2 separate regions of the Mus musculus genome follow, and region 1 is linked to region 2. The links are chromatin loops, found by intact Hi-C in ENCODE. Cell type or tissue: left cerebral cortex. All regions are shown on one strand. Each heading gives the region's core, and the rest is flanking DNA. Links, peaks and the distances in the headings are about the cores only.

Region 1 (13,867 bases), core at 1,908-9,907, 66 kb after region 2:
TGTTTCTACTTTTTAAATATGAAAGTATGTTGTCCTAGCAGAATGGACAACCATCCTTGGTGCTGATGGACTTTGTCACTCTGGTCACCTCTTCAACCACCACCATCAGACTTCCATGATCAACATGTTTTGTTTTGTATTCTGCAAAGACAGTCTTCAGATTTGGCAGAAATACCTAATTCACACTGTCCTTGAAATGTTTACTAGATCGCTTTTAGAGAACAGAAGACATCTTTGATGTAGTGCTCCAGGAAGAGGTGACTTCTTTCGTGGTGACTCACCTGGGGCTGGGAGGGAGCAGCCCTGGAGGAAGTTCTCGAAAAACCAAAAAAAAAAAAAAAAAAAGTCCAAAGTATTCCTTGTTCTACGACAAACACTAGCCTTAGCTGGGTGGGATCTTGCCCTGAGATCACCCCTCCCTAAACCTCTCATTTCCTTCCTTATTATCTTTCTGACAAAGCTGGCTCATTAGGACAGATTCCTGTGTTCTTTCAGGTCCGCGAAGCTCCTCATACAATTCACATTGCACCCTCATATTTTGCATAGTTGAGAAATCTTGAAAAGAACAGTTCTGACATTGATTTACATATTCTTGAACTTATGTTTTCAGAGTTCTTTCTCACAGCGTTCAGTACTGTCCTGAGGGTTGATGGCTTTTGCTGAGGAACACCAGACATATTCTCACTTCCTGGAAGAGTTGCTGTTTCTGATTATCATGGAGTCATTCACCTCAGCAGGGAGAGCATTCCCCAAATGAGAAACAGGAAGTAAATATATATACATTATTAGACAAGCAAGCCTTAACAAGTTGATAATATTTTCCTAGTAAGCCAAACCATTCGCACTCAAGAATTACTCCCTGCTAGCTCTGCTTCAGGGTCAGGAACTGTGTCACACCATCATTGCTGGACTTGGCACTCAATTCTCTTAGCCTTTGCTCCATCACTGCCTGTGGAGGTGTGTCTTTGGGTCCATCTCTTCTGTTCCTGTCACATTTAACAAAGCATGCTGACATGACAAAGACCCGTGTTAAGGTTTGACACACGCCCCGCTCCTAGAATAGTTGTAGCCATTTTGTTCCAGGCTTGTCCGCTAGTTCATATTGTTGCTGTAACATGCCTGCCAGTTACTGGGATAGAGAAATTACTTGGCTCAAGGACACACTGATCACAACCCCTGTTTTGTTCTGTATGTTCTGAATGTTCTGTATGAGGTTTGCTAATCTTAAGAAATTCCACATACATTAAAAAAAAAAAAAAAAAAAAAAAAGGCTGGGCATGGTGGCGCACGCCTTCAACCTCAGCACTCAGGAGGCAGAGGCAGACGGATTTCTGAGTTTGAGGCCAGCCTGGTCTACAGAGTGAGTTCCAGGACAGCCAGGGCTACACAGAGAAACCCTGTCTTGAAAAACAAAACAACAACAACAACAAAACAGTTATGATTATAATACACGTGCTCTGCTATCTCAATGTTTTGAAATTCCTCTGTTCACCACCAGCCTTACCTTACTCAGGGCCAATCAGCTCAAAGGTTGGCTGATAATACTCTGTCTAGTAAGCCAGCTGCTCCTCTCCTTGCCCTTTAAACTTTGAATCTGCTTTCTCCTATTAAAAAAAAAAAAAGAAAAAAGAAAAAAGAAAAAAAAAAGCCCACCCTGGGGGCAGACTAGTATTGCAAATAAGCTTCTGGGTCCTTTTTGCAATCCTGGAAGTCCAGTATTGAGGTGTGTGTTCAATAAACGATTCTTGCTTAGCTGAGATAGGTGTTCGTATGGTTTTGAGTGGCGATTCCGGAACAACACACACACTGCTTTAGCGGTGGCTGGCACTTGGCACACTGCCTGGGCTCACTGAGTGGGAACTTTCCTATTCCAGGCACAACACCTCAGAGACAAGGCATTCTAAAACTGATTGTATTTACGTTACATCCTTTAACATTACATCCTCAGTACTTATCCATGCTGCAGACCCTGTGACAGAAGAGGACACTTGTCTTCTCTGTGCAGCAGCCATTCCTGGGCTGGGGCATCCCAGAACTGGAATCCCCAGCAGGTGTGCTCTTCGGGGATCTTCAGGGAACCGGCTACAGCCTTCACTCCTTCATCTCCTCTTTACAAGGGAAACACTGGTTGCAATCCTGGCTTCAAAGCTGCCCAGTTAACAGCTTCATGGTGGAAGACATTTCCATGTGGAGGAGAGGGAAAATGTCCTTCCACTACCTACCCATGGGTCTTGGCTAAGGCCCTTGTATCAAATGACAGTGACAATGGTAAAGCTCATGTGCTGGCTTAATGCAAGTTCATTATTATCACAGAACTCCCAAGTCAGTGAGGAAACAGCTGAACCAGAGGCTTCAGACATGGGCTCTGTGGAGAAGAAATATGACAGGGCCAGAGGTCTGTGGTGCGGTGCACTTCTCACACTCAGAGAAACTCAGCCAGGGCTGCTGCTCCCCTTTCTGTATCCCTGTCTCCAGAGGGAAGGATGCTCTTCCCTTCCAGATCTTGCTGAGGACCCCTGCTGTGAATTTCTACTCACCCCACATAGAAAATCATCTCAGGTAGGGAACAGAGAACAAACCAAATCAGGGAAACCACCAAGGCCATAGGCCAGCCAGTAAATTTTCCTGGGGTTACTTACAAAAGCAGAAACAACTCAAAGACAGCTGCATCAATCACCAAAGCCGTTCATAGTATAGACAGCAGTTCACAAACGCTAGAAGCCTGGAGTGCACTACAGGTTGACAAGCGTGCTTCCCAGGCAGCTCAGGTGGTCCAAGAGCATCTCTCTGCAGTCTCCACTGTGTGTGTGTGAGAGAGCATCTCTCTGCAGTCTCCACTGTGTGTGTGAGAGAGAGCATCTCTCTGCAGTCTCCACTGTGTGTGTGTGAGACAGCATCTCTCTGCAGTCTCCACTGTGTGTGTGAGAGAGAGCATCTCTCTGCAGTCTCCACTGTGTGTGTGTGAGAGCATCTCTCTGCAGTCTCCACTGTGTGTGTGAGAGAGAGCATCTCTCTGCAGTCTCCACTCTGTGTGTGTGAGAGAGCATCTCTCTGCAGTCTCCACTCTGTGTGTGTGAGAGAGCATCTCTCTGCAGTCTTCACTCTGTGTGTGTGTGTGTGTGTGTGTGTGTGTGTGTGTGTGCGCACACGCGCGCTCTCGCGAGCATGCGTGCTTGTGGAGGGAGGGCCCTAGAGAATCTGGCCAGTTTCAGGGACTTCCTGAAGCTACTGAGTTGTTTACTCCTTGAGCTTCCTTGCAGGATACAGTGTTTCACTTCATCTCCCTTTTAAAAAGCATCCTGTGTCTGCACTTCCCCTTAGAACAGCTGTTGTTTACTTCCTCTTTAAATCTGCCTCTTAGAGTACCTCCACTATGGAAGGTTTTACTCTCCTAGGAACTGCTACCCAACAGCACCTCTCCCTTGAGGGTCTTGGCACCTGCTTCTGGGGAGGAAGGTCAGGGAGGAGTGAGTGTCTTTCCAGCTTCTGTGTAACATGATTAATGTACCAAGGTGCTGTGTTTGGGGCCAGTGTGTCCCAAACCCATCACACCTAAGATGCAAACCCCAGAATCTAAAACAGTGATACAAGTGTTTGCCAAGGTGGATCTCTACAAAGGAATGTGAGTTTGTATACACTATATATTTTCTTCTCTCAAGTTTGTCTGAAATGCCAAATCTTTTAAGTTCAGACTCCATTTTAGAGAACCTGACCTAAGTTTGAGTTCAGGTAAACTAACAGGCTGGTACCTAGCATTCGTTTCCAAATTGCCGCCCAACAAAAACTGAGTCGAGCTCCAGTCTCTAGGGTAATCCCCTACAAGACCAGCCTTTCCAGATGATACCCTCAACAAGACCAGTGTCTCCAGGTTATTCCCCCAACAACCCTGCACCCCATGTTACAAGCCCACCCCTAAACAACCACCAATGCAGAGGGAAGCAGAAGTTTATGAGATGACTCCCTGCACCAGCCCATTGTGTTAAAGGCCACAGTAGCTTTCCAATTAGATGCTTGCACATGTACTCCCTGCTTGCTGATTACTATAAAGCCTTGCCCCGATAGACACCCCCACACACACACAAAAAATCCTGTGTGCAGTGGGGAGGGGTAGCTAGCTTGAATAGAATAAAGACCCTGCTGTGTTGGGCTGGCGAGATGGCTCAGAGCATCAGGTCCTGAGTTCAAATCCCAGCAACCACATGGTATTGACACCCTCTTCTGGTGCATCTGAAGACAGCTACAGTGTACTTATGTATAATAATAAATAAATGTTTGGGCCTGAGAGAGCCAAGTTGACTGGAGCAAGCAGAGGTCCTAAAAATTCAATTCCTAACAACTACATGAAGGCTCACAACCATTTGTTCAGCTACAGTGTACCCATATACATAAAATAAATAAATAAATCTTAAAAAAAAAACAACCCTGCTGTGAATTGTATCAGATTGGCTCCTGTCTGTTTTTTGGGGATCACTAACATGATCCCTGGGCACAACATTTCCATTGTTTATTATGAAAACTGCAGTCCTTTGAACATTTCGATGTGTCCCCTAAGAAATTCCATTATCCATGGATGTGGTCAGCTTGGTGTTTGGTATATTTCTTATCTCCAATAACTTGCTTTTCCTTGGTTCTCTCATTCTCCACACAAGGCTCTGAGAATGGCCTGCAGAGGGAACTTGGAGCTTGTGGGTTCCCTCTTCTAGGACATGCCAGGGAAGCATCAAGGAGTCTACTCCTCAGAGACCTCTGACCTAAACCAAAGCCATTGCGGCAGGATGAAGACGTGCTCTAGCCGCGAGGCTTCCAAGCCGCAGGCAGGCTTCTGTATGGGCGTTCCAGAGGATGCTTGGCCACAGCTCTCCCAGCATTACCTGAAAACAATCAGCAAACCAAGATCCAGGACAACATCAGACCAACTGCAGAAAGGCATCTGCGGCATCTGCTCCAGCGAGCACAGCTGGAGACCCACTACCCAGGTACTTAGACCCAGTACCCAGGCACTAACCGGCGAATGATCAGCTGTGCCAGAACCAAGGGATTCTGTTAACAGGGGGGGGGATTGGAGGGGGTGTCCGATAGGTGGCCTATGATGAGGAGCAGCAGGCCGTGTCGCTCTAGTGTGCTGTGTGGACATCTCCCTCTCTGGTCTCTGCTCCCTGCTTTTAAAAAGAAAAAAAAAAAAAAAAGGTGCAGTTCCAAAGGGTACACATCACACTGAGTGTGAAGTAATTCTCTAATAATTCTCTACTAGCTTAGGACCTGGAATGGTTTCTTCACATTTAAATGAAAGAAAACTAGCCTGACACCAAAGGTCCCACCGAGATTTGAACTCGGATCGCTGGATTCAGAGTCCAGAGTGCTAACCATTACACCATGGAACCCATGTCCCTTTACTCGGCTTAACATTTCCTCATCCGTTTATGGAAGTTTTTACCACCCAAATTTTCTTACTGGCTTATTACATTTTATCTTCACCTTGAAGTCCACACAACTCAGAGTCAAGAAAGAGTTGTTTTGCCTCCATCATCTGCCTCAGATACCACTCCTTCCTGTCCTCATGTTAAATTTCTCCAGTAAATGGTTTTAGTGGTCTTGTCTTGCCCTTCGCCTTTCCCTCACCACCCAGGAATACAAAGAGCAGCAACAATGGCCCACCACCACTTCCTGTAATATATAAAAGCGGGTCAACATTGGAGAGGGAGTTGGGATATGAGGGAACCTTCATATTTTTCTTCATATATATACATTTGTATACCTTCGGTGGGTTTTGTGTTTCTTACAACAAATGTATGTTTTAAAAAACAAAATTAAATGCAAGCAATGAATTTAAAGGTTTACATAAGACATTCAAGCCAATGTTAATCCTGAAAATGTGAAGAGAAAGACCAGCGACCCAAATGGCCAAACTAATTAAAGCAAGCAATTAATTAAAGCAAACTTTTTTTATTCCTATACATGGGCTTCCTCCTAAGGTGTACTTCAAGAGGTGTGCTTCCTCACTGAACATGAGGAAGGCAGGGTTTTTATAGTTCAAGGGTAGTGGGGTTCCAAATGGAGAATTTGGCAGGAAAAAAAAAGTTACAGAAGTGGAACTCAACAAGGTAGCCATAACAACAGGTGATCAAAACAAACTTGTGAAACAAAGGCACGGTTGCAGCATGGTTATTCCTTTTTGAAACGAAGGTACAGTTGCTGTTTCCTGGAACAGGCAGTCCAGAACCATGAGTGGTTACAGTTACTGGTGAGGCATCGCCCAGTCCTTGAGAAGCAGAGATTTAATCATAAACAGGAATAAGCCTAGCCTTGCTTTTAACTATAAGATGACTTTAAGCCCAAGATGGAGGCAGGCTGGTTCTTCAGAAGACTATACTTGTATGTGTTAAAACACACCATATGTCAGGCTAGAAAGGCATCTTATTTTTTGACTTATTTTAAATAGTCACCTAGCAATAACCACTTTAAAAAAATTGATTTGGAGTCTCTCATCTCAGCACTCAGGAGGAAGACACGCAGATGTCTGTGAGTTCCATGTCAGGCAGAGCTACACGATCAGCTCAAAATAGAATAAATTTAAATAGTAGAGTATTCACTCATATCTTGAAAAAATTTTTTTCAATAACACTACAAACATTCACTGGCAGATGTCATGCAGGCGGAACTGCAGTGGGCAAGTGAGCTTCCCGGAGATGGTCCACCTCTCAGAGGGGGTGAGGGGGTGAGGGGTGGGGGTGGGGTTCATCTCTGGATTGCTTCTTGGTGCTGCTGTCTTTTCATGTTTGTCATTGCTCCACTCCTCCTGTAGCTAGTGTTGTGTGAATGGCTGTGGAGAGACCCTCACTGCCTGTAGTCTGCTGTGACTGCTTCATGAGAGACAGTCCACTCCTTTGGGCAACTTTCCTACAGATTGCTACAAAGAGCAACTTTCATGAAATAGCAGTGTTTAGATGAACGAATGATTTTACAAAATGCCCGAATTGATTTAAATTGTTTTAGGAAGTTAGGGTAGTTGATCAGGAAGATTAAGGAGATGGTTTAGGGGTTTTGCCAGGGAGATATAATAAAGTTAGAATTAAGAGTAGAATGTGCCCCCTCCCTTGTAGAATAGAGAGGGCTGCATAGGTGAGAAAAAGAACACAGCAAACGTTCATGCATTGCAAGCACGGAATTGAACTTGGGAAAGAAAAATGGGCATGAGACAGGTTAGTGATCAAGGAAAACATTCACTCTAGGAAATCATTCACTCTGAGTTCCCTGATCTTGTCTAAGGATGTGTTCACAGGTGTCATGAAAAGGTAGGGTATGAAGGAAAAGTAAATGACCCTATTATAGGTATAAGAATAAATACAATAATCGATACTAGATGATTAGCCAGTTTAGCTAAATAAGGTTTGAACGAGTGAGACATATAATAAATGATTTATTTCTTGGTAAATACAAACTAGCTAGCACATGGAAAACCTAGCTACTATGGACTTGGCTTGCTTGAACTTTGTTGATCAATGACAAAAGAATTATTGGTTTGGGTTAGGATGATTTGTGGAAAGAAAGATGGGATGTTAAGTGTGGGTTTCAAAAAAATAACATTTAATCAATAGTCATGTTGTAATTTTCTTTTGTGTAATAATTTTAATCTTTTGAAGAACATGTGGTAGTTGGTTTTGGGGAATATATAACTTGTGGCTCTCTTTCGTAGAGAATTTTTTTCCTTAGGTGGTATAAAGAGTCTTAAAAAAAAATATAACGTTGTTGGATTCTTTCTTCATCAAACAACTCTGTGTGTGATTTCTTCTTTTTTCGCCAGCCCCAGAGAATTAAGTTTTGCTCCCTTAGAGAAAAAAACTGCTGAGTAAGCTGCAGACTCCTCGAATCCTCTTCAGAGCCAGACCTGTCGAAAATGGCCATCGGCAATAACCGTGTAAACTGCTTCGAAAGACCAAAAACCTGCACACTCGCGGGTCTCCGCTAGTCTCAGCTCCCAAAAGGGTGGCTCCCACCTTGTCCTCCTCTCCCTTTTCCCCATTGTCTTCCCTTTCCAATGAACGCCTTTCCTACACTCATCTCCCAGGTCCAAACCGGGACCGCTCAGTGGCTCCAGCACACACCTGGGGTGACCAGTCCCTCGTCGGTACCTGCTTAGGGTCTGCGAAGGACCGTACCCTAAAGCGTAATAGGTTCCTTATCGTAGTCCTTCTGGGCGTCCAGGCCGCGCCCTCGCCAGAGTGGTGCCCCTGGTGGCCACCGATCCCCAAGTGACAGCGGGATCTCAGCATCGGAAGGCGCCAGCAGCACGCGCGCGGTTCATTACGGTCACGCGAGCCCGGGAACCCGGCGCAGGACCTGCGGTCTGGTGACGCCAGTTCAACTTCCAACGGCTGCCCTCAGTAAGCGCCGTGACCAACCTCCAGGACTGAACGCTGCTCCCGGTGAGCCCTCGTTCACCATCCAGCCAACCTACAGATTTCTACATCGTCTCTGTGGCGCAATCGGTTAGCGCGTTCGGCTGTTAACCGAAAGGTTGGTGGTTCGAGCCCACCCAGGGACGAGCATTTTAATCTCCCCTTGCTATTCCTTGCTATTCTAAAACACTTCAATGATACTAAAACCATTCCAATACACTTTACCCTTCCCTCAAGGTCAAGGTGAACAGGGAATAACTTCCCTCATCTACCTGAAGTCCAAGCAAGCCTACAGTAGTATCCTTTCTTCAGATTCACTTACACAAGTGAAGCCTTACTGTTTAGTTTTTCAGACAAGGCCTAAAATAACCCAGGCTGGTCAGGAATTTGAGGTGAGAAACATCACACCTGGCAGTAGAGACCTAGTCTGAATGAGTTGTTCCCCCCGAATCTCCAGATACACATTATGGTGCTTTTCTTTGGCTTAGACACTTGTAAGATGAAAGTTGAGGAGTCTAGACTCAAAGGGAAGTCCACCTTATCTGCTGCCACTGCTTTGCACTGGTCCCATCCCACACACATTAATCTACTGGGGTTGATCTTTGGACCCAGTAGGATAGCAAGAGTGGAGAACTTTGTGGTTTGTTTGTTTGTGATTTGGGTTTTTGTTTGTTTGTAACTTGTTTATTGTTTGTTGTTTTTAGAGACAGTTGCTCACTGTGTAGCCTCGGCTGGACTGGGATTCGCAGAGATCAAGAGCTGCTGTCTCTTGAGTGCTAAAATTAAAGGCATGTACCACCATACCCAGCCATGCCTAATTCTGCATTTCTTTTCATGTGTGTGTGTGTATTTGTGTGCCTCTATGTGTGTGTGTGTGTGTGTGTGTGTGTGTGTGTGTAATTTATAAGGTGTTCTGCTTTGTTTGATATAGCTCTGGCTATCTTGGAACTCACTATGGAGACAGTCTAATCTCTAACTGTCACTGGAGATCCTGCCTCCTGTCCAGAAGGCTGGGACTAAAGGCATGGGACACCACACCTGGCTAGGATTTTATTTTTGTGTATGTGCAGTGCTGACAGAGGCCAGAAGAGGGTGTCAACTCTCCCTGAACTGGAGTTACAGACAACTGTGAACTGCCTGGAGTGGTTGTTAGTAAGGAACATTCGTAAGAGCAGGAAGTGTTCTGAACTGCTGATCCCTTTGACCAACACTTACTCTGAATATATTTCTTCTCCTCCTCCTTCTCCTTCCTCTTCTTCCTTTTCTTCCTGCTTCTCCTTCTGTCCTGGAACTCCCTCTGTAGACCAGGCCTCAAACTCACAGAGATCCACCTACCTCAGTTTCCTAAGTGCTAGGATTAAAGACACGCTCCACCACTGCCTTACTACTCAGAATTTCTTAAGACGTCGAGGTTCCTTCCCCCCTCCTCCACATGCCCTCCCTTGAAGCAAGCATCTCCTTGTTGCCTCCTGCAGATGTTTATTTTGATAGTGGTGAGATGGGTGTACCACTGTCACACAATGGCGTTTATATCATGTTCTAACCAAGCCCATTCTGCAAATGAATCTTCCCGGGGTGGGGGTGGGGTGGGGGGGTGGTGCCCAGTTCGCTCCTGTATTCCCAGCTGTAGCCGTGTTCCTTTCTTCTTTACTTGTTTTGAAACAAACTTTCTCTTAGCTGTCTCAGATGTTTAAACTCGGGGATGGGGGTGGGGGGGACTCACAGTGCACAGGCACACAGACCTATGGTGAGTATTTCGAATGGACACTTAAGGCACCTCCGAGCCCTCCGATAGCTAATTGTGTTCTGTGATGGCCTGATCACTCAGATCAAAGAGCACTGTTTAAGGAGGTTAGAACAGACTTTATGCTTATGTCTTGATTCTGTGAGCCCCGCTTATTTGCCTGCCAGCCCCCACATTTGGAAACTCCCTACCCCTAACCTCCAAGAAACGTATCTTCCCCATGTCCAGGGCTGGAATCCTGTCTTACAGGGAGGGAGACACAGCCAGTGTACATGAATTTTAAAAAAGCTTGCTCCAATTTGGCCATTTGAGTCGGTGATTTTTCTCCTCTCAGAGATCCTTTGTGGGATTAACACTGGGCAAAACATCAAGGCATGATTGATATTATTCATAGCCAGTGGGGTGGGGGGAAGAAAAACAAGCCAGCATGGTGGGAATCCCTGTGGGCCCAAGACTACAGCTATTTAGGACTGGCCGCCGACCTGGACAGGATCTGGGCCAAGGGTCTCAGGGCTGGAAGCGCCCATCCTTGGAAAAGCTCCAGGACGCCGGTGTACGCAGTTCCCACCGTGTCCCCCAGGGTGGCGGAGCCCAGATGGCCGCGGCCGCCAGAGGTCCGCGATCATAGGTGGCCTCAGTGACTCTGGGTTCGGACGTCCGGGTTCCTCGGATCCTGCGGCGGTGGAAGCGGGAAAAGCAGCAGGGAAGGGGCTGCGCTTGGGTGTGGCCCCTTCGTTCGCGGCAAAACTACTCGCTGTTGTTCGAGGAGGAGCAAGGCAGGTTCCTTCTGGGCGGGTTTCTCCAATGCCTGTTCAGGGACCATCTGGGCCATAGTCTCCTAGACGAGGAGATTATCCGGCCTCTGGCGCACTCTTCCACTGAGGAGCACTTTGCTGCTATAGAAGAACCTCGACACACAATGGCACCTGGTGCGTTCCCAGGCAGCCAGCTTTGCACTGGATACGACACAAGACTTTCCCGAAGAATCCACCAGGGTTTTTCCGTATAAACCAAGCGCTTTAGGCTGGAACTTGTCCGCAATCCCACCATAACCAAGCGCTTTAGGCTGGAACTTGTCCGCAATCCCACCAGTTACAGTTGCTCAAAAACAAATTTCTGCCCACGCCTTGAATCACAAAATTGTTAAAAAACAAAAACAAAAAAACAATTGAAGATGTACTCCTTTCACTATAGGGGGTGTGGGGAGTGGAGGGAGGCGGAGTTCGGTGAGTTGGAGGCTAGCCTGGTTCCAGACAGGACTACATAGTGAGACAGGTCTCAAAAACAGAGCATAACAATTTTCTGAAAGAGACAAAGAAAGGAAGATGGAAGAGGCTGGAAGAGAGGAGACTGGAACGGGGACCTGAAGGTTAAGGAGCACGGTGGTAAGTCGCCTTTAAGAATAAGTAAGTGAGCCGGGCGTGGTGGCGCATGCCTTTAATCCCAGCACTGGGGAGGCAGAGGCAGGCGGATTTCTGAGTTCGAGGCCAGCCTGGTCTACAAAGTGTGTTCCAGGACAGCCAGGGCTACACAGAGAAACCCTGTCTCGAAAAACCAAAAAAAAAAAAAAAAAAAAAAAAAGAATAAGTAAGTGGGGTTAAGAGCGCCGACCGCTCTTCCGAAGGTCCCGAGTTGAGTTCAAATCCCAGCAACCACATGGTGGCTCACAACCATCAGTAACGAAATCTGATGCCCTCTTCTGGAGCGTCCGAAGACAGCTACAGTGTACTTACTTACATATATATAATAAATAAATCTTAAAAAAAAAGTAAGTGGCCTCCACCTCCAGCAACGTTTTCTCGTTGGGAGCTACTTGGCTTCCCTCTGTGAGTGGGATGGAGAGCAACATCCAGGAGCACATTCCTCAGCGCTAGATCCAGAGACCCAAAACTTCTACTCTGCCCAAATCGCTTCAGGCAGAGAGATGTCCAAAAACCAAGAGATCAGAGAAACCAACATAGTGAGAAAAACTATCCCAGTCTGTACCTGAAGCTCGTAGGATGAGTGTCTTTTGTAGTGATGGAGGTGGGAAGGAAGGAAAGGAGCGCCTCCCCAGGTTAGGAGGACTCCGCTCACCCTATGCTGGGTCAAACCGACAGTTTCCCCACCGGAGGCTAGGAGGAAGAGATGTGCCATCCAGGCGCGCATGGTGGGAAGGCTGGCGTGGAATGGATTCCAGATGCGCTTTCCTGTCTGTTGCTTTCTGAGGCAAAACATTACCGGGACAGAAAATGGAAGAGACCGTGGTGGTCTTGAATAGGAGGCGTGAGTTCAATGCCTGGTCTGGTCGTCTAAGAAAACTAATATGCTTTATACTCTTAGGAGTTTACTTTAAGTGCCCAATGAATGGGTTGGAATGAATCCCTGGTGGTCTAGTGGCTAGGTTTCCGCGCTTTCACCGTCGCGCCAGCGGTTCGATTCCCGGTCAGGGGATCTCCTCCCTCCACTCCCATACAGAAGGGTCACAACACGGGTGGAGACAGCCGTGGGACCTCTAGGAGCGGTGTCTTGGGCTGAGCCAGCTCTCCTTTCTGCTGTTCTCACCTCGGGGAATCTATGCTTCACCTTAAGGTAGTGAGGAGTTGGGACAAAGAGACTTGGGGAAGGGAAGAAAGGGAAGACTTGCTAAAAAAGAAAAGGAAAACAGAAAAAAATGGAATACCATTTCTATACCATTTCTGGGCTCAATAGTTAATTTTCTTTCTTTCTTTCTTTCTTTCTTTCTTTCTTTCTTTCTTTCTTTCTTTCTTTCTTTCTTTCTTTTTCGAGACAGGGTTTCTCTGTATAGCCCTGGCTGTCCTGGAACTCACTTTGTAGACCAAGCTGGCTTTGAACTCAGAAATCCCCCTGCCTCTGCCTCCTGAGTGCTGGGATTAAAGGCGTGCACCACCATGCCCAGTGTTAATATTATTCTTAATATTTTCCATTAACTCCTAATTTGGTGTTTCCCCAACTTTCCTGCTAAACCTCCTTCCGTTTTATGGATTTGCCCCATCATTGAAGACTAATCCCACACATAAGATCCATTACTTGGGCTGCAGTCGCTCCTTTTCTTTGTCCTTTCTTCTAAGACCAGGGCAAGGCTTTATCCTCCTCTGAACCCGATGCCCACGGTGGAGGTCATTTGGGTTTTCCTGGACAGCTCAGGCCCGGCTTGTCCAGCAAGGCTATCTTAGACAGCGTTCTTAGAAAGGGTTTACTGGCCTTACATGTCCCCATAGTAGTAGTCTATCACTGATAGAAATCAGGATAGGAACTCAAGCAGGGCAAGAGACCTGAAGGCAGGACCTGACACAGAGGCCACGAAGGGCTGCTGCTTACTGGCTTGTTCGCCTGGACTTGCTCTGCTTGCTTTCTTACAGAACCCAGGACCAGCAGCCCAGGTGTGGCCCCACCATCAAGTGGAGCTCTCCACCATCAAGTGCTAGTTAAGAAAATGCCCTACCGGCATGCCTACCGCCCAATCTTATGGAGGAGATATTTTCTTTTTTCCTTCCTTCCTTTTTTTTTTTTTTTTTCACATGAAAGGACGATACTTATTTAAACAGAGCTCAAATGGGGTAACTATGATATCATCAGAGTGCATCCAGAGGAAAAAAGGGAGAAAGAACCAAATGTGACTCAGTCAATGGCACTCCCATACCTTTACTGTTTGATCTACACTGCCAGTAACCACATAGGGTGCCGTCTTATGGAAATCCAAGGAGGTAACAAAGGGTTCATGCGC
Region 2 (16,644 bases), core at 5,124-13,123:
GGGCTATACAGAGAAACCCTGTCTCGAAAAAACAAACAAACAAACAAAAACAAAACAAAAAACAAACAAACCTAAGGAAGTAATTTAATTGAATATACCTTTGCCAAAACATCTAGCATCATGCTGGACCAAAAATGTTTATACGATGACCTAGACAGTCTAGCTGGCTATGATATTGTCTTTATGTTATCCCTCAATTGGAGGGAGTGCTGTTTCTATATGAATTCTCTATCTGAGACAGATGATAGTCAATAGACTCCCACACCTTTTGACACCCTGTGCAGAAACAGCCACACCAAATTTATTCCTTTATCTGTTGATTATTTGAGTTCATTTTCATTACTTTTTTTTTTGGAGTCAAGGTTTCTCTTTGTAACCCTGACTGTCCTAAAACTCACTCTATAGACCAGACTGGTCTTAAACGAAGAGATTCTCCTGTCTCTGCCTCCTGAGTGCTGGGATCAAAGGTGTGCACCACCCCTCTCCCCAAGCCTTTGGGTTTTCAACTCTAAGAGCAGTTATTAGACAATGACTTTTTATCTCTACCTGTATACTGCAGATTCTTTTTCTCCCATCAGTGGTGTACATACGGATTTCTGGTTTGATTTTATGAAATGAACATCTAGGGATGCTCTTTCTGCTGAGCAGTGGCTAGCAGTGTTCCTTTCTCTGTTAGGTGACACATGACAGCTAAAGGCAATCTATGGGTCTGTTTGGATTGGCAGTTGATTTGTTCTGAGGTATTTGTTAAGTTTTGATTTTGGTATTTCCTGGTATTTGACTCTGTTGTGTAGAAAGAAAAGTGATTCACATTTTATCTGATAAAAATTCTAGGGGCCCATTAGGTGTCATTCATATATATATATATAACACGAACACTCTCCAGTCACACTCTTCTCCCTTAAGAAGACTAGCTTCAATACAGCCCTCTACCTGAAGGTGATCTTAGAGGGGAGAGTGCCCCTGGCTTCCAATAGCTACTACACTAGTACAGTGAAGTTCCCAAGTGTTTGAATAACTTTACAATAGTTTAAAGTGGGCTGCAGGAAGGAGGGAAGAGAGACTCTGTCACTATATGGCAGTGAGTGAATATAAGGTCTGCCTCAGGCATTCCCCAGAGAATAAAATGAGAGCTTCTGGCAGCTATGGAAGGAGCAAAGAATTAACAAGCATTTGTTATTTAATTACAATTCGTTAATTTGTTAATTAATTACAATTTGAGCAAAGGTTTAGTTACTAGTACAATTAGTTCTCTCAAAGTACTTATTAATTTTAAGGGGTTTTGTTGGAGGAATATAAATTAGTTTCTGAGTGAAGATAGCTTACTTTTAAAAGTTTTTTCATGACCTGGCAGACCTATTGCTTCCAGGTTTTTCATAGCGGGGCAGAGGCACTGCTTAGAGGGGAGGTGTGTCAGAACAAGACTTTATTCCATGATGTGGAAGCAAAAAAGAGAGAAAAAGAATGAGGTTGAGATCCAGTGTTCCCATCAAGGGGTGGATCTCCAGTGGCCTCATCTCCATTTACCTCTCCCATAAACCAAAGCTAGAGACTAAGACCAAGACTGATTTTGGAGGTAGGGCTTCTCTATGTACCTCTGTCTGTCCTGGAACTCATATCACCATGCCTGCCTGAGACTAAGACTTTTTAACATGGAGCCTTTGAGAGACACTTAAGGTTTGAACTACCATGAGTAATCAAACCACTTTCTGATGATCACAGAATCAGTAGCCGCCTGGACCATGGACACAGCCACCTAGGCAGCAGTCTAATGTCTAAAATAGAAAGTAGTTTCTCTTTCTTGCTATGCTGAGAATAAAACCCAGAGCTTTGTACTTAACAAGTAGCCTGTGGTGGTTTGAATGGGTATGGCCCCCATAGTTTCACGTGTTTGAATGCTTGGCCCATAGGGAGAGGTCTCATTGGAGTAGGTGTGGCCTTGTTGGAGGAAGTGTGTCACTGTGGAGGTAGGCTTTGAGATCTTTGGTCAAGCTCTGCCCAGTGTGACACACAGTCTCCTTCTGCTGCCTGTGGATCAAGACGTAGAGCTCTCAGCTCCTTCTCCAGCACCATGTCTGCCTGCACACCAGCATGCTTCCTGCCATGATGATAATGGACTAAACCTCTGAAATTGTGAGCCAGCCTTAATTAAGTGCTTTCTTTTATCAGAGTCTCTGTGGTCAGGATGTCTCATCATGGCAATGGAAACCCTAAGGCATACCCTACCCACCATCTCACTCTGGAATCCAAGCAACCTCAAACTCATAGACTTACTGCCTTCACTTCAGAAGGCTGAGATTAGAGTGTGCACCTCGATGCTTAGCTTCTCTTCAGAACCTAATGTGGGCCAGTCCCCCTTCAACCGTGTACAATAAACGGGCTAAGTTTCCAGGCTTCTGGCATGTCTCCACCAGCACCCTGCCCATCTGATCCCAGCTCTTCTGTATGCCTGTCTGTCATTTCTTTGATCCCAAAGCTGTGCTGATTGCAGTAGTGGGCCAGGCTGACCTCAAACTCAAAGATCTGTATGCCTCTGCCTCCCGAGTGCTGGGAAGACCTGCACCACCACACTCAGCTCTATCCATAACTCTTCATTTCACCAGTTTTTAGTGTACTAGAATTTCTGCTCTGGTTCATAATTCTTTTTCATATTTATTTTTACTATTTATTTGTGAGTGTCTGTTAGGTGCACATGCCTGCAAGTTCCCACGGAGGACTGGTGCTGGGTCCTCTGGAGCTGTGGGTGTAAGTGCTGGGCACTGAACTAAACTCTGGTCCTCTGCAAGAGCAGCAAGCACTCTTAACAACTGTGCCACCTGTTTGGCCCCAGCTTATTCTGAAAGAACGTAATAGATCTCTCGCTCTTTTCCCCTAAATAACAAAACAGCTCAAGTATTAAGACACTCCACAGGTTATCTCATCAAGCAATAGTAAAATTGTCTAAGTGAAGTTGCCCTTTACTGGTTAACTGAATGCTAATTCTATTTAGATGGTTTATAAAATAAAATAAAATAAAATAAAATAAAATAAAATAAAATAAAATAAAATAAAAAAAGCAAGAGTGCTCTGTCGGCAGGTACCCATGCATGCCAGAAGAGGGCATCAGATCCATTTGTCAGGAGCATGTCTTTGCTGGTTCTCTGAGCAGATGTTCTATAACCGCTTTGCCATCCCACCAGCATTTGTTTAGTAGTTAACTGTGCAAACGAAAGGACTTAATTGGATCAACTAGTTAATCAAAAGCTCCTTGGGCACGGACGTGGTCTCCCATGCCTTTAATCCCAGAACTAGGCGGGCAGAGGGAAGAGAATCTTTTGAGTTAGAGAGAGCAGCCTGGTCTACAGAGGCAGTTCCAGGACAGCCAGGGCTACCTAGAGAAACCTTGACTTCAAAAACAAAACAAACAAATAAACAAAAGCCTGGTGTGGAGGCGCACACCTTTAATTGCACCACTGGAGAAGCAGAGGCAGGAGAATCAAGGCCAGAGTTCAAGGCCAGACTGGTCTATATAATGAACTCCAGCATGGGGGGCGGGGGGGGGGGGGATGTTGAGAGACCCTGGGGGAGGGGGAGGGGGAGGGGGAGAGGGAGGCGCTCCAGAGAGGGCTTATTGGGTGCCCAGGTCCAGGAACCCAGACTTGGGTAACCCCACATACCAATGTCCCTACCCAGTGTCAGTATCGTGATGTTTCTGTAGAAGAAAACCCAGAAAATAACAGGTAAATACATCAAGAGCCTTTTAAAGTACAGCGGCGGAGACCCGCGGCAGGCAGGCAGGTTGGAGCGGCGCAGGGAGACCCCTGCGGTAGGGCTGGCTCCTGTGCTGCCCGACTCCTGTGCTCCGACTTGGAGAAGACGGGCGTCCGTTCGTCCATACCCAAAAGAGTCGGCCACAAGGATGTTGGCACCTGGGGGTGGGCCACGAGCGGCCAGTTAGGGGTAAGAGACGGTGCAAGGTGACTTGTCCCTGGTCCTTCACCGCTCCAGCACTGCGCAAGTGAGAAAGTCCAACAGGCCCCGGGATCGGGCGGCGAAAGGAAGGGGCGTGATGTCACTCCTGGGTGGCTGACGGGGCGGGGTGTATGCAGATGAGGGTCGCGCAGGGGCTGCGGCGTCCGCAGCGGCCGGGGAAACGCGAGAGATTTCTCGCGCGGCGTAGGAGAGAACGCGGGTCGCCAGATATCAGCGGAGCGCCGAGACGGCATGTGCGACGAGGGAGACCCGAGATAGGGCGGGGCTAAGTGACCGTGTGTTAAGAGTGCAGGGGCGGCGGGTGTGAGCCGGGGCCGGGCGCTAGGAGAGCATACTTACCTGGCAGGGGAGATACCATGATCACGAAGGTGGTTTTCCCAGGGCGAGGCTCACCCATTGCACTTTGGGGTGTGCTGACCCCTGCGATTTCCCCAAATGCGGGAAACTCGACTGCATAATTTGTGGTAGTGGGGGAGCTGCGTTCGCGCGCTCCCCTGGTATTTGGTAGTCTAAAAGTAAGGTACTTAATTCTCCTTTTGCATACATATACTATGTCCCTTGTGTTTTGAGAACTCTGGGGCTTGGCTTGCAACTTGAGTAATTTTGTTTATACTTATTTCAACTTAAAAGAAACACGCAATCCTAGATACTTCCTCCTCTCAGCTCTTGATATACATAAGTATACTGTAGCTGAGTCAGATCTCATTAAGAACTTGCTGAGATTTGAACTCAGGAGCTTGCCGTCAGTGTTCTTAACCGCCGAGCCACCTTACCTGCATGCATCCTTCTTTTCAAGCAAGCTTTTGTTAACAAAATGCCTCACCTGCCGACCAGGCTATATCAGATCTTAGAGGAGGGACTAGAAAAGGGGAATGACGGAGTCTGCGACTCAGTCTGAGGAAGGAGTTTCTCCCATGTTTTTCTTATAACAGGCAAGATGGCGGTCGCACACTTGTTTTTTGTTTTTTGGAAACAGGGTTTCTCTGTGTAGCCTTGGCTATCCCGAAACTCTGTAGACCTTCTGTCCTCAAACTCACAGAGGGTTTGCTAACTTTAGGCTGTGACTATCTGGAGGTGAGGGGGAAGAACGCTATGATGGGCATTTTCTGCACCCACTATAACATGTGCACTCGATTCCCTGAGGAGGGAAGGCCGAACGTCAGGACTTCACTCATTCAGAGTTTCCTCTGATCCCACAACTCGCTCTGTGTTTTCTCTAAGTTAACAGGGTGAGCTGTATATCACATGTACTCTTGGCAACTTCTTCCATTTTTAGTAAGTATTATGTGCGGCAAAGAGGAAGATGATCTCTCAGAGACTGGTGGGAATGGAGGTGGACACACACATTTATTGAGTGCTATATTTCCATCAAACTTAAAGCAAATTTTCATATCACAACTTCGAGTAATTTAATTCTGTAGCTGACATTTTACTAATGATAACAGAATATAAACAGCTTAAGTAAATTGCCAGCTACTGTGTAGTTTGTTAGTGCAGAATCAAGATTTAGGTCCAGAACTGTATCCCTGACCCCTCCCATATCCCCCCACTGGCCTTGTAGCCCAAGGATGGATTGATCTCCTGATATCCTGATTCAGAAGAACACCACCACATCCAGCTTTAAGATTGGCATTTATTTCTATCTCTAGGAAAGGGCTTAGCGAGTAAAATCCATTAAATTAGTTTTCGTTTTTTCAACAAATACATATAAATACATGTGGAATGTTTTATGTGGCAGACATGTGTAGTCATTTATAGGTAAATAAGGCGATCCTTTTCAAGCAAAGATACTCAACACTATGTAAACATCTCACTTAAGAGCATTTGTCTCCGGGTGTGGTGGCGCACGCCTTTAATCCCAGCACTCGGGAGGCAGAGGCAGGTGGATTTCTGAGTCCGAGGCCAGCCTGGTCCTCAAAGTGAGTTCCAGGACAGCCAGGGATATACAGAGAAACCCTGTCTCGAAAAAACAAAAAAGAGCATTTGAAATTGGTATGTGTTATTCATTACCTGAAAACTAAGACTAAATAATAAACCCAAATAATGATATCCAGGATAATGGCTAAGTGCACCAAAGCTCAGAATCGATCTCACAGGCACACCAACCAGACACACGCCCTTAACAAAGAACATTACTATGTCTAGAGTGTCCACAAGTGGCAGAGGTTGTTACTTTGTCAGGGACACATCTCACAACTGACCTCTAAGGTCACAACACAGAAGAGACACTAACAATGCAGGGAGAGACCTGGGTGAGGAGGAGGGGAGACCTTGGAGACCTCAGAAACCCTTAAAGGAGTCTGAAGGATGAAGGATCTTAGACAACCTGGATAGGTGCAGCAAGGTTTGACTCCGAGAGCCTGACTGATCTCCAAGCCTTATGCACGATGCACCTGCACTCTTCCAGTCCTGGCCACTCATTTTTCTTGCGGTCCTGTGAAAAATCCAAGAAGACACCTCTGTTTTCCTCCAATCCTTTTCTTTCAATTGTCTATCAACTTTTGTCTACACAATGCCCCCTTTCGTGAACTCTTTAATTTTGAGCAAAGGCTGGAAGAGGCACTGGAGATCTGTTTAACACCAGACTCTAGATTTACCCTGGAGGTCGCTGAATTGTCCTATTGTTACCTGTTTCCTTTGATCTTGTGGGTCTGTTGTCTAGAACCAGGCAGAGGTTGGATGGGGTACCATTTGAGCGGCTCCTGTCTGAGGCAGAACTGCAGACTGCCGCCATTCCAGCCTGCAGGGCCTCTTGCCAAGTCTCTATGGAATCTGCAGGGTGGCCGAGGCAAGTAGGCGCACCTGACTCTGTGGTCTTTGGGCGCCCATTGCCCTTCCTGCTTCTGTACCAGAATGGACATCTGCCCCCTTTGTCTTGTCTTTCTTGTACTCCCCAAAAGATCTAGATGCGACTGATGGTCTAGATGGGTGTGGGAAGATAGACTGTGAAAGATGGGAGAGAAAAGTCAACATTTCACCATTTAAAGCTACCAGGAAGTCTCTGGCTACGGAGGATGACAGGTGGGGTCTCTCCCAAGGAAAACAGGATTGGAGAATGTCGCGTCCGCTCTCGACCAGCAAGAACGACATGACCACCAGTCCTTCTAACAGTAGTTTATTCAGTCCTGATTCTTCTTGTTTATATCTCCCCCGAACCCTGGGCCTCTCACTCCTTTTATACTCTCTCTCATCCACGCACAGCAGGCCACGCCGCCTCACCAGGCACGCAGCTTCAGCTAATCAGGGCAGCAGGGGCATATCTCCATCAAACTGGATTCACCGGTATCCTGGTGCACCTGCACAGCTCTCAAGATGTTTGTGGCTTATATGAGGAAGTCAGGTGCAAGTCATACGACTTAGCTACAGTCCCTGGCGCCTTTGGGACTGCCGCCACACCCGCTCCTAACAGGAGAAAATGAACAGACTGATTGAGATCGTTCAGACTCAGCTTATCTCCACCCTTCCGGCAATTTGCTGTAAGATGAATTGTACTGGGTCAAGAATCGCACTTCATAACTAGTTGAACAGGGAAATCACAACAGCAGCAACAACCACAACCACAACAACAAGATGCTTCCAAAAGTGTAAAGAATAGGGGGAGCTGGAGAGATGGTTAAGAGCACTGACTGCTCCTGAGGTCCTGAGTTCAATTCCCAGCAACCACATGCTGGCTCACAACCATCTGTAATAAGATCTGTTGCCCTCTTTCTGGTGTGTCTGAAGACAGCTACAGTGTACTAAAATAAATAAGTAAAATTTTTTTTAAAAAATGTAAAGAATAAACTAAAGCTGTGTGGTTCGAAAAAGTACCTCAAGACCAAAGAAGTTCCCAATTCTGAGTTAGCGATGCCCAGAGTCTCCAGTGATTTATACTTGACCTGTCCATTGGGGGGGGGGGGGGGGGGAGGTAGGCCGCAAACGAATGCAATCCACGGGCTTGGCTTGGGTTGATATTTGGTTAAAAACAAAAACAAGCAAACAAACAAAAAACAAAGATCTTAACTTGTAAGGTGATTAAGTACTGGACTTTGAGTTGCACAACAGCCGGGACCCGAGGGGCCCCTCTGGGTCCTGGGTCGGAGACACTGAAGGCTAAATCAGGGCCTGTGAGGGCAAGCCACTCGAAGTCTGGGGAGGAAGCAGCAACACAGGAAACGTAGAGCGCAGGGGCAGAGGAAGAGCCCTACACTTCTGAGTAGAATACACATATCGTTCAAGGGATAAGAATAGTGACGGTTGCTGGCACCAGGAAAGAAAGAGAAAGAAAGGAAAAGGGAAAAAAAAAAGCCACGCTGCGGCCCTCCGCTTCCCAGAAGCAGGATTTACGTGCCCAGAATCTGGGACATACCCAAATGCCCGGGGTCCTTAGCTTCCAAGAGCACTCGGGGCCCCTCGGAGGACAACACCTATGCGCAGTTCATGAACTTGAACCCTGGTTAGGAGCAGGATTCTGACCCAGGGACCTGTGCGTCCTCATGGGCGCAAACTTCTAAGACAGGGCCACTCAGACGCGGCTGTCTGCTTGTCTGAGGGATCACTGGCGTGCTGTTTAAAATTTAAAATACCTTTAGAATTCATAATAGAACTTGGTAGTGATAGCAGGTACACGAGTCTCATGCAATCTCTCAGAGAAAGCCTCCCAGGTGGTTTCCGTAGTGTAGTGGTTATCACGTTCGCCTCACACGCGAAAGGTCCCCGGTTCGAAACCGGGCGGAAACAAGCAGTCTTTTCTTATCCAGTGGAGGGAAGATACTAGATATTTGGTGCTCCAAGTACAAGAGTGAAAGGCCTGATCCCCAAAGTCTTTGGAGCTTTTGGAAACTTAGAAGGGGTCATGAGGGATCCACCCTCACGATTAGAGTCCAGCACAGTGTCCTTAGACGGAGAAAATCCTAGAGAGAGGTCCCTCCCACTCTGGGAGGTCTGCTTTGTTGGAAATAGGAACCACAGCTGGTATAAAAGAAGCCACTCCAACTGTTTAAAGCGTAAGCACGATAGCCTGAGCTGATTAAAATCCTCTGCTTTGGCACTAGGGAAAGTTCGCTTCTCTAGTGGATTTTAGTACTGGTGAGAGGACTAAGAGTGAGCTTAGAAAGAAGGGTGCCCTGTTAGTGCATAGTCAGCAGCCGGAGTGTGCAGATGAAACGGCGCAGAGCTTTGGGTGCCGAGTGTCAACTAAAAGATGGTCTGCTTGACTAGACGTTACAGCGTCGTGTGAATGTCTCGAGCAGTGTGTCGTCATATGAAAGTCGCTTCAGTCTCTTACACAGAGCAACTGAGAATTAGAATGGCGTTTGAGTAGGAGGGAAGGTCGTAATCTTCAGCCGATGTGAAGATAGACGAGGCTTTTACTGCATCCACAACAACGTTCCTATTTACCTGGCAGGGGAGATACCACATTGTGCGAATGAGTTTAGTCCCAAGTGTGTCTATTCAAAGGATGACCTCTGTAGACTGGCCCATGACCCAGTGCACCAAACTGAGGCACTCACCGACTGTGGGGGTCTCCTCTCTGCGGGCTCTGGCTGCTGGGACCAGAAGGAAAGTCACATTCTAGTCTGAATGCAATTGGTCATTCTTTTAAGTCCAGCACTTGGGAAAGCTGAGTCTGAGTTTGAAGTCAACCTAAAAAAGGCAGCTATGCTGGGCACATTAGCTTTCTCCCATGGTCTCTTTCACTTTCTCTTAGACTTCGCACTTCAAGGCTGATTCCATTTAATGATATTCCTTTCTTCTTTTCTGTCACCCTCAACCCCTTCCTTTTGACACGCAAGGGGAGCAAAGCGTCCGCAGTCCTCAAGCGCTCGCCCTTCTCACTGCTCTCTATTCAAAAGCCGGAACAAGAGAGCTGGTGCGGTTAATGTTGCTATTTTCTGCTTTATGGAGACGCACACAGAAAATCCAATGTTTCTCCTGACCAGCACCCGTGGCATGGGACCTCCCTCGTACTCCAGCCCTACTTGGCTGCGGCCGGTAGGGTAGCGAGAGCTAGGAAAAGGCGAGAGAGTTAAGAGAGAGTCGCGGAAGTAAGGGAGGAAAGAAAAGGTCAGTCAGAAAAGAAACATGTGTTCGGAGGGGAAGAAAAACAGGAAGACGGCAGAGAAAAACGAGGCTGCTTAGCTGAACAGCAAAGCCATCTACTGTTTACTGCCCAATTTTGTGCCCACTTTTGGGCCCACTGGAACTAACTCGTGCGTCTTTTGGTTTCCGATTTCCTTCTAATTCACTCACCCGGTCGGAGAGCAAGCTTTACCTCCGGCCGCGGCGATCCTGGTGAGAGAAGCGCAGCGGATGCAAGGGGACAAACCAGGAGCCAAGCGAAGATGTTAAAAAAAAAAAAAAAAAAAAAGGAAGGAAACCTTACCAAATAATAGTTTTGGTCCCATCGGCCATATCCTTACAACTTTGAGAGTCTGAATTTTGTTTTGCCTTATTATGTAGAATTTGGTTAATTTTTTTAAAAAAAAGGAGACAAGACCAGGGAGCAGAATGAAACAAGCAAACACCCCTCATGAAACACACGTCCCCGGGTGGGCTCGAACCACCAACCTTTCGGTTAACAGCCGAACGCGCTGACCGATTGCGCCACGGAGACACATAAGGTGCAAACCTCCCAACGTTCCTATTTACCTGGCAGGGGAGACACCACACTGCGAATGAGTTTAGTCCCAAGTGTCTATTCAGAGGATGACCTCTGTAGACTGGCCCATGACCCAGTGCACCAAACTGAGGCACTCACCGACTGTGGGGGTCTCCTCTCTGCGGGCTCTGGCTGCTGGGACCAGAAGGAAAGTCACATTCTAGTCCGAATGCAATGGGTCATTCTTTTAAGTCCAGCCTTGTTTCTTACAAAGATGGGGAGGCTCTTCTCCTATGTGTCTCTGTGGTGCAATCGGTCAGCGCGTTTGGCTGTTAACTGGAAGGTTGGTGGTTTGAGCCCACCCGGGGACGTGTGTTTGCTTGTTTTATTCCACTCCCAGATCTTGTCTCCCTTTTTTTTTTTTTTTTAAATTAACCAAATTCTACATAATAAGGCAAAACGAAATTCAGACTCTCAAAGTTGTAAGGATATGGCCGATGGGACCAAAACTATTATTTGGTAAGGTTTCCTTCCTTTTTTTTTTCTTTAACAACTAATATCTGTCCCTTTCCCAAATACTTCTGACTTTTGATCACGTGTTTCATTATTACAAACAATAACATCCATTTCTGTGCACACATCTGTGGTCGCTTGTGCAATGGCTTCTGTAGAGTCCTGGAGAGCAAGTTTTCAACGCTAGTGTTTAGGTTGAAAAATCTTGTCTCTTGTTGGCTTATTAGCTGTAATTCTTTCCCTGGTCTTATTGAGTCGTTAACTTCTGGTTTAGTCAGTTTTAACTTATCATAGTCTATCTTCAAGTGCTGTCCTTCATGTCCTTGCATTACACATTTTTTTCCCCTTAAAGATGCGGAATAATTCATCTTTACTACTTTTGTTTAAAGTCTGATTTTTTTTTTTTTAAGAAGATGGAAATAACAGGAACAGTGACGCTGTGCTTGCCGTCTTATCTACATTGGTATTTACAATGCTCCTAGATCTTAGTGTCCATAAGGATTCCCTCGGGCTGGCAGCTGCTTTCACAGGTTATTGTAGTGTGCAGGGACAGAGAGCTGGCTCTTCCTCCTTGACTCTTGACACTCCTCCTTCCCCTCCCTACCCGCATCCCCACCCCCACCCCCTGGGTCCTTTAAAGGTACACCACGGATCTCTGTATTTTGTGTATGCGCCATTACTTATTCCTCCAATTACTGTTGAAGTTTAATTCTCTGTGCGTAGGTGTGGTTTTTCCTTAGGTTGGTGGGCTAATCTCATTACAACTGGAAATTTTTCAGTCACTGTTCCTTAAAAAAAAATTTTTTTTTCTTTTCCTTCAGTCCATTCAGGATCCTCAATTGCTGGTTGGGCTTCTTACAGTCGCTCTACCGCTTACTGACGCTTTCTTTCATCGATCTTTTTTCTTCTGGTTTTCTGAGGCAGGGTTTCTCTGTGGCCCTTCTTTGTGACCCTAGCTGTGTTGAAACTCTCTTTGTACACCAGGCTGGCCTCGAACTCAGAGACCCACCAGCCTGCAAGCACTGGGGTCAAAGGCGTATGCCCTCATGCCTGGGCAAACATTTTTTATTATTTTACTTTGTAATGGCTTCCTGTAGCTTTGCAATCCTAACCTTTCCTCACTTAATTAATTAATTTCCTCACTCTGTTAATTCCATCTGGTAAATTTATTATCTTGGATGTTATTTTAGGCTCTGAAGGTTAATTCTGGCCATTCCAATATCTATATGCTCTATGTCTTTGGACCTGTAAAACAATTAAATTACAGCTTCAGGTTTTTCTCAACTCATTCTAACTTATTAGTTCTGGCCCAGGATTTATTTATTCTCCTCACTATGGGCCATGTTTCTTGCTTTTGTGCATGCCTAGTATCTTAGGTTGGGTTTTATTGCTGTGAAGAGACACCATGATCACAGCAATTCTTATAAAGGGCAACATGTAATTGGGGCTGGCTTACAGTTTCAGAGGTTCAGTCCATTATCATCATAGTGGGGAGCATGGCAGCATGCAGCCAGACATGGTGCTGGAGAAGTGGCTGAGAGTTCTACATCTTGACTAAATACAGCAGGAGATTGTGTCACACTGGGAGTAGCTTGAGCACAGAAGACCTCAAAGCCTGCCCCCACAGTAACATAGTCCTCTAACAAGGAAGGCCACACCTCCTAACAGTGCCACTCCCTAAGAGCCAAGCTTATTCAAACCACCACATGCCCTGAGCCTTCTCTCCAGCTCCTGCTCTCAGTCTCCTCACAGGCATGCCCAGATTAGTGTTCTGATGAACAGGGAGGGGAAGAACCGCTACCTTCCCTCTTCCCAGTTCTCTTTGAAATATATCACAAGCCTATGAATTCTAGCTATCCCTAAGCTAAAATAGACGTGTGTGAATGATAAATTCACAAGCAGATTTGGGGATGGGGGGGGGTGTCACAAGGGAAGGGGGGTGGACACAGGAAGACTGGGAAGTAAGGGTGATAGTGACTGGGGTGCATGATGTGAAATTTCTCCCAGGCAGACTGGGAGTTTGCCTCAAATGTAAGCAGGTACCATCGGGGTTCCCATTGCCATTTCCAGTCTTTCAGGATTTGCCTTGATGCCTAAGCATTAAGAGCATACGATGTCTTTAAAGTCCCTAGAAAGTACTCCTTTATAGATGAGTAGGCAGGGCCGTATATTTAAAAATTGCCAAAGAAGGCCCCTCGTTGACCCAATGGAGGCTTGGGCTGACTAACTCAGCTACCACTCAGCCCACGTCCAGGGCATTGAGTGAGTCCACCCCAACATCTGCTCCATCTGTGAGCTGCTGGAGCACATGATGAAGCTGGTCCTGCAGAACCAGAGCCACGGGATCTCCATGACTTTGGACAACAGCAGGATAACCAAGAGGAGTCTTAATGAGGGTCCAGTACTGATTGTGTGGCAGAAGGCATAGGCCTCGAACCAGACCATGACTCACTGCATGAGAAGCTATTAAAATAAACAGGTATGGTGTGTGACACCCTGCAGCTTCCGTTGCCACTGTGACAAAAGAATATGTAATGGAGAGCTGGAAAAAGATGGAGGAGTGGAGCAGTGTCTGGGGGTAGAACTAGAGATGCGACGGCTGTGATGGGCGGGAGAGAAGGTTGCTGAGGTGATGGAGGAACAGTCATCAGCTGTAGGGCTGTTGAGGTGGTGTGCAGCCTGGAGCGTGTGCACACTCGGCCTCAGAACTTGGAGCAAGCTGCCCAACCGCACGACTGCCCTGGTTCTGAACAGCGACAGGATGTTCAAGATGAAGAATGGTCCATTTACTAGATTGGACTTCCTCGAAAGAAAGACCTCTGTGGTCCATACTTCTTCCAGAGACCATGCTGGCCCTTGACCCTTGCTTGACAGCCATGTTGATATCCGCAGGCAATACTGCCATCGGAAACCAAGCGGGTGTTCATAGTCCATGCTGTTGCCCGAAACCAGGATTTGTGCACCCGCTGACTGTAAAGGGCAAGAAAGCTACTTTGGAAGTAGTATCGATGTCTGCAGACTCGCAGTTCAAAAAGAGGACTGCAGAAGGCTTCAGTGACAACCCCTACCTTCACCACAAACCCCACCCCCACCCCACCACTGAAAAAGATAAGAGCCTAGAAAGGAAGCCATCAGAGAACTCTTAAAAACTGTAACAAGGATGTTGAAGTGTGGCTTTCCACTTTGATGGCTTCTGGCGGGGTGCAGTTGGAGAAGTGTTCATCTTCCCTTGGGCAGCTGGCCACTGGGAGTCTGTCTGTGCCCCAGTGAGTATATGGACAACACAAAATGGACTTGGTTTGGTTTTTCCTTTTTTTTCTTTTCTTCCCCTTTCTTCTCTTTCTTTGTGGGGGCGATGTCACAAGGGAAGGGGAGTGGACTTGGGAGCACTGGGAAGTGATCGTGATCAGGATGCATGATGTGAAATTCCTAAATAATTAATAAAAATATTACGCTGGAAAATATTGCCAAAGAGGCTATTTTTAAAAAATTAGAGTATAAAAACTTGCAAGAGAATGCACCCCAACTGTCACTAGGGAACACAATGGCCTATTGCTGTTTCTTGGTTTTAGGTTAAAAAAAAATTTTTTTTTAAATATTTCCAGAGGATAACTTGAGGACAATTTTGTTGGAGTTTAAGAGGGAAAGCATCGGGGCCGTACTGTCATTTGCCTTTAATCCCAGCATGTCAGGGGGAAATGTGCTTACTACTAGATTAGTTGAGACATGTGTTTCTAACACATAAAGACAAACTGTTGGCAGGCAGCCTTAGAGAATGTTCCAGGAGAGGGTACAACCTGCAGATAACCGCAGCTGTCACACAGTGAGTACCATGCTTTGTGGCTCTCTACCCTTTCGGTGTCTCAGGGATCGCCTTCAGCCACAGCTTACAATGCTCCTTAAGGTTAAACAATCTACAAGCAAAAGCTGATGAGGGGGAGTTTGAATCTAAAGCTCCAGTCTGCGCATGACAGGGGATTTGTAACCGAGAGCAATGGAGCCAGAATAGCAGCGCCAGGAGGCTGTGGTGACCTGACTTCGCAAAAACTGGTCTGAGAATACACGAATTCCAGGGTTCGAACAGAGTATCCGAGAAAGTAGGAGCTCAGTTCCAAATGGGCGTCAAGACACTTGCAATCTAGAAAGTCATCTGCCTGCTTCCATCTCTAAAAGGAGAGCCGGAGGGCCTTACCAAAAACCGATCGTCTACCCTCCACCCCTAACTCAGCCTTCCTCCAGGGCTGCTCTCGCCCAGCCCCAGGTGAGTCACCACGAAAGAAGTCACCTCTTCCTGGAGCACTACATCAAAGCTGTCTTCTGTTCTCTAAAAGCGATCTAGTAAACAGTTCAAGGACAGTGTGAATTAGGTATTTCTGCCAAATCTGAAGACTGTCTTTGCAGAATACAAAACAAAACACGTTGATCATGGAAGTCTGATGGTGGTGGTTGAAGAGGTGACCAGAGTGACAAAGTCCATCAGCACCAAGGATGGTTGTCCATTCTGCTAGGACAACATACTTTCATATTTAAAAAGTAGAAACAGCCAAAGGAACCCTTGTGAAATTTGAGATATTAGAAAATGTCTGTGTCTATAAAAATAAATCATATAAGCAAAAACAGTAAGGGTGACTGTTTTTCTAGTATGTCAGATTCGTTTCATAAATGTGATTTCTGGATACTTATATTTTTGTTCGGGACCACACTAAGATACAATCTTTTCTGGAAAAGGTCCCACGGATAGGATAGACACCCTGATGTACTTCTGGATATCTAATAATCCCAGCCAAAGTGACGACTAAAATCAACTCTCACAGCAGCTTAAAAAGAAATTGCACAGAAAAGACGTCAAGGTAGCCCTAGGAAATTCTAGGCTGTGGGAATACAGGTGTTCTTTATGTGTTTGCCAAATGTATTTGTTTTTAAAAGTTGTGGGTTTTTTTTTTTATTTTGTTTGTTTGTTTGTTTGTTTTTGTTTTGTTTTGGTAGCCCGTGGGTGAAAGCACAGGGTATGGAGTGTATGTGGGACACGAGAGAAGAGCGCTTGTTGAGAACACAGATCTAGAAACAAATGTTTGTAATAAAATGTTGGGGGAGCAGTTGTTGGAATAAATACTACTGGGAAGGCAGGTGGATCACGGAGGGGATTTGGGACAGTTTTAAACTTGTCCTTGGGGTTGATGAAATGGCTTGGCGGCTCAGAGCACAGATTGCTTTAAATCCAGGTTCAAATCCAGTAGCCATTTGGTGGCTCACATCGATCCATAATGAGAAACAAAGAACCGGAGCAAGAGGGGGTAAAAAGAAAAAAAAAAAGAAAGAAAGAAAGAAAGAAAAGCTTGTCTGTTTGTTTTTTTTTTTTTTTTTAATCGGAGTTTTAAAAACGATTTCCATTTCTTTACATAGATTTTTACAATTTTTAACTTCTGTCCCGATGCTTTTGAGTCTGTTTTCTGGAGCCAAGCTGCCTGCATTCCTTCGGTTCTAATTCTTTTCAAATTTCATCCTGCTCATGCAATCGTTAGCTGTCCTTATCCAGTTTCCCGTTTTCCATACAAGCTCCTACAGATCCACCAGCAGAA

Evidence for each region. Peaks named below come from ENCODE experiments on the same cell type or tissue, not always from the same donor. Only the 100,000 strongest peaks of a DNase experiment are listed, where the experiment ranks them.
Region 1: it touches region 2 in a loop (2.2-fold over the local background); 16 of 42 quality-filtered maps call a loop at or near these places.

Annotation. Positions count from the first base shown.
Region 1 is chr3:96,393,750-96,407,616 of GRCm38, forward strand. It overlaps n-TQctg4 (a tRNA gene), which reads right to left and starts at 5,381; the gene lies at 5,310-5,381. Gm26654 (a long non-coding RNA gene) reads left to right here and starts at 6,123. Exons shown (of 3, transcript XR_867473.2): 1 at 6,123-6,183; 2 at 7,802-8,788; 3 at 9,101-9,203. n-TNgtt10 (a tRNA gene) reads left to right here and starts at 8,469; the gene lies at 8,469-8,542. It also overlaps the pseudogene Pafah1b1-ps1. In left cerebral cortex, for the core only: CTCF peaks have their summits at 8,228 and 9,488 (motif pointing right); DNase peaks (open chromatin) are centred at 5,359, 6,356 and 8,440.
Region 2 is chr3:96,324,122-96,340,765 of GRCm38, forward strand. n-TVcac10 (a tRNA gene) reads left to right here and starts at 8,619; the gene lies at 8,619-8,691. n-TNgtt5 (a tRNA gene) reads right to left here and starts at 10,567; the gene lies at 10,494-10,567. Gm24830 (a small nuclear RNA gene) reads left to right here and starts at 4,304; the gene lies at 4,304-4,469. In left cerebral cortex, for the core only: no CTCF peak of the experiment used is centred there; DNase peaks (open chromatin) are centred at 8,701, 9,905 and 9,969.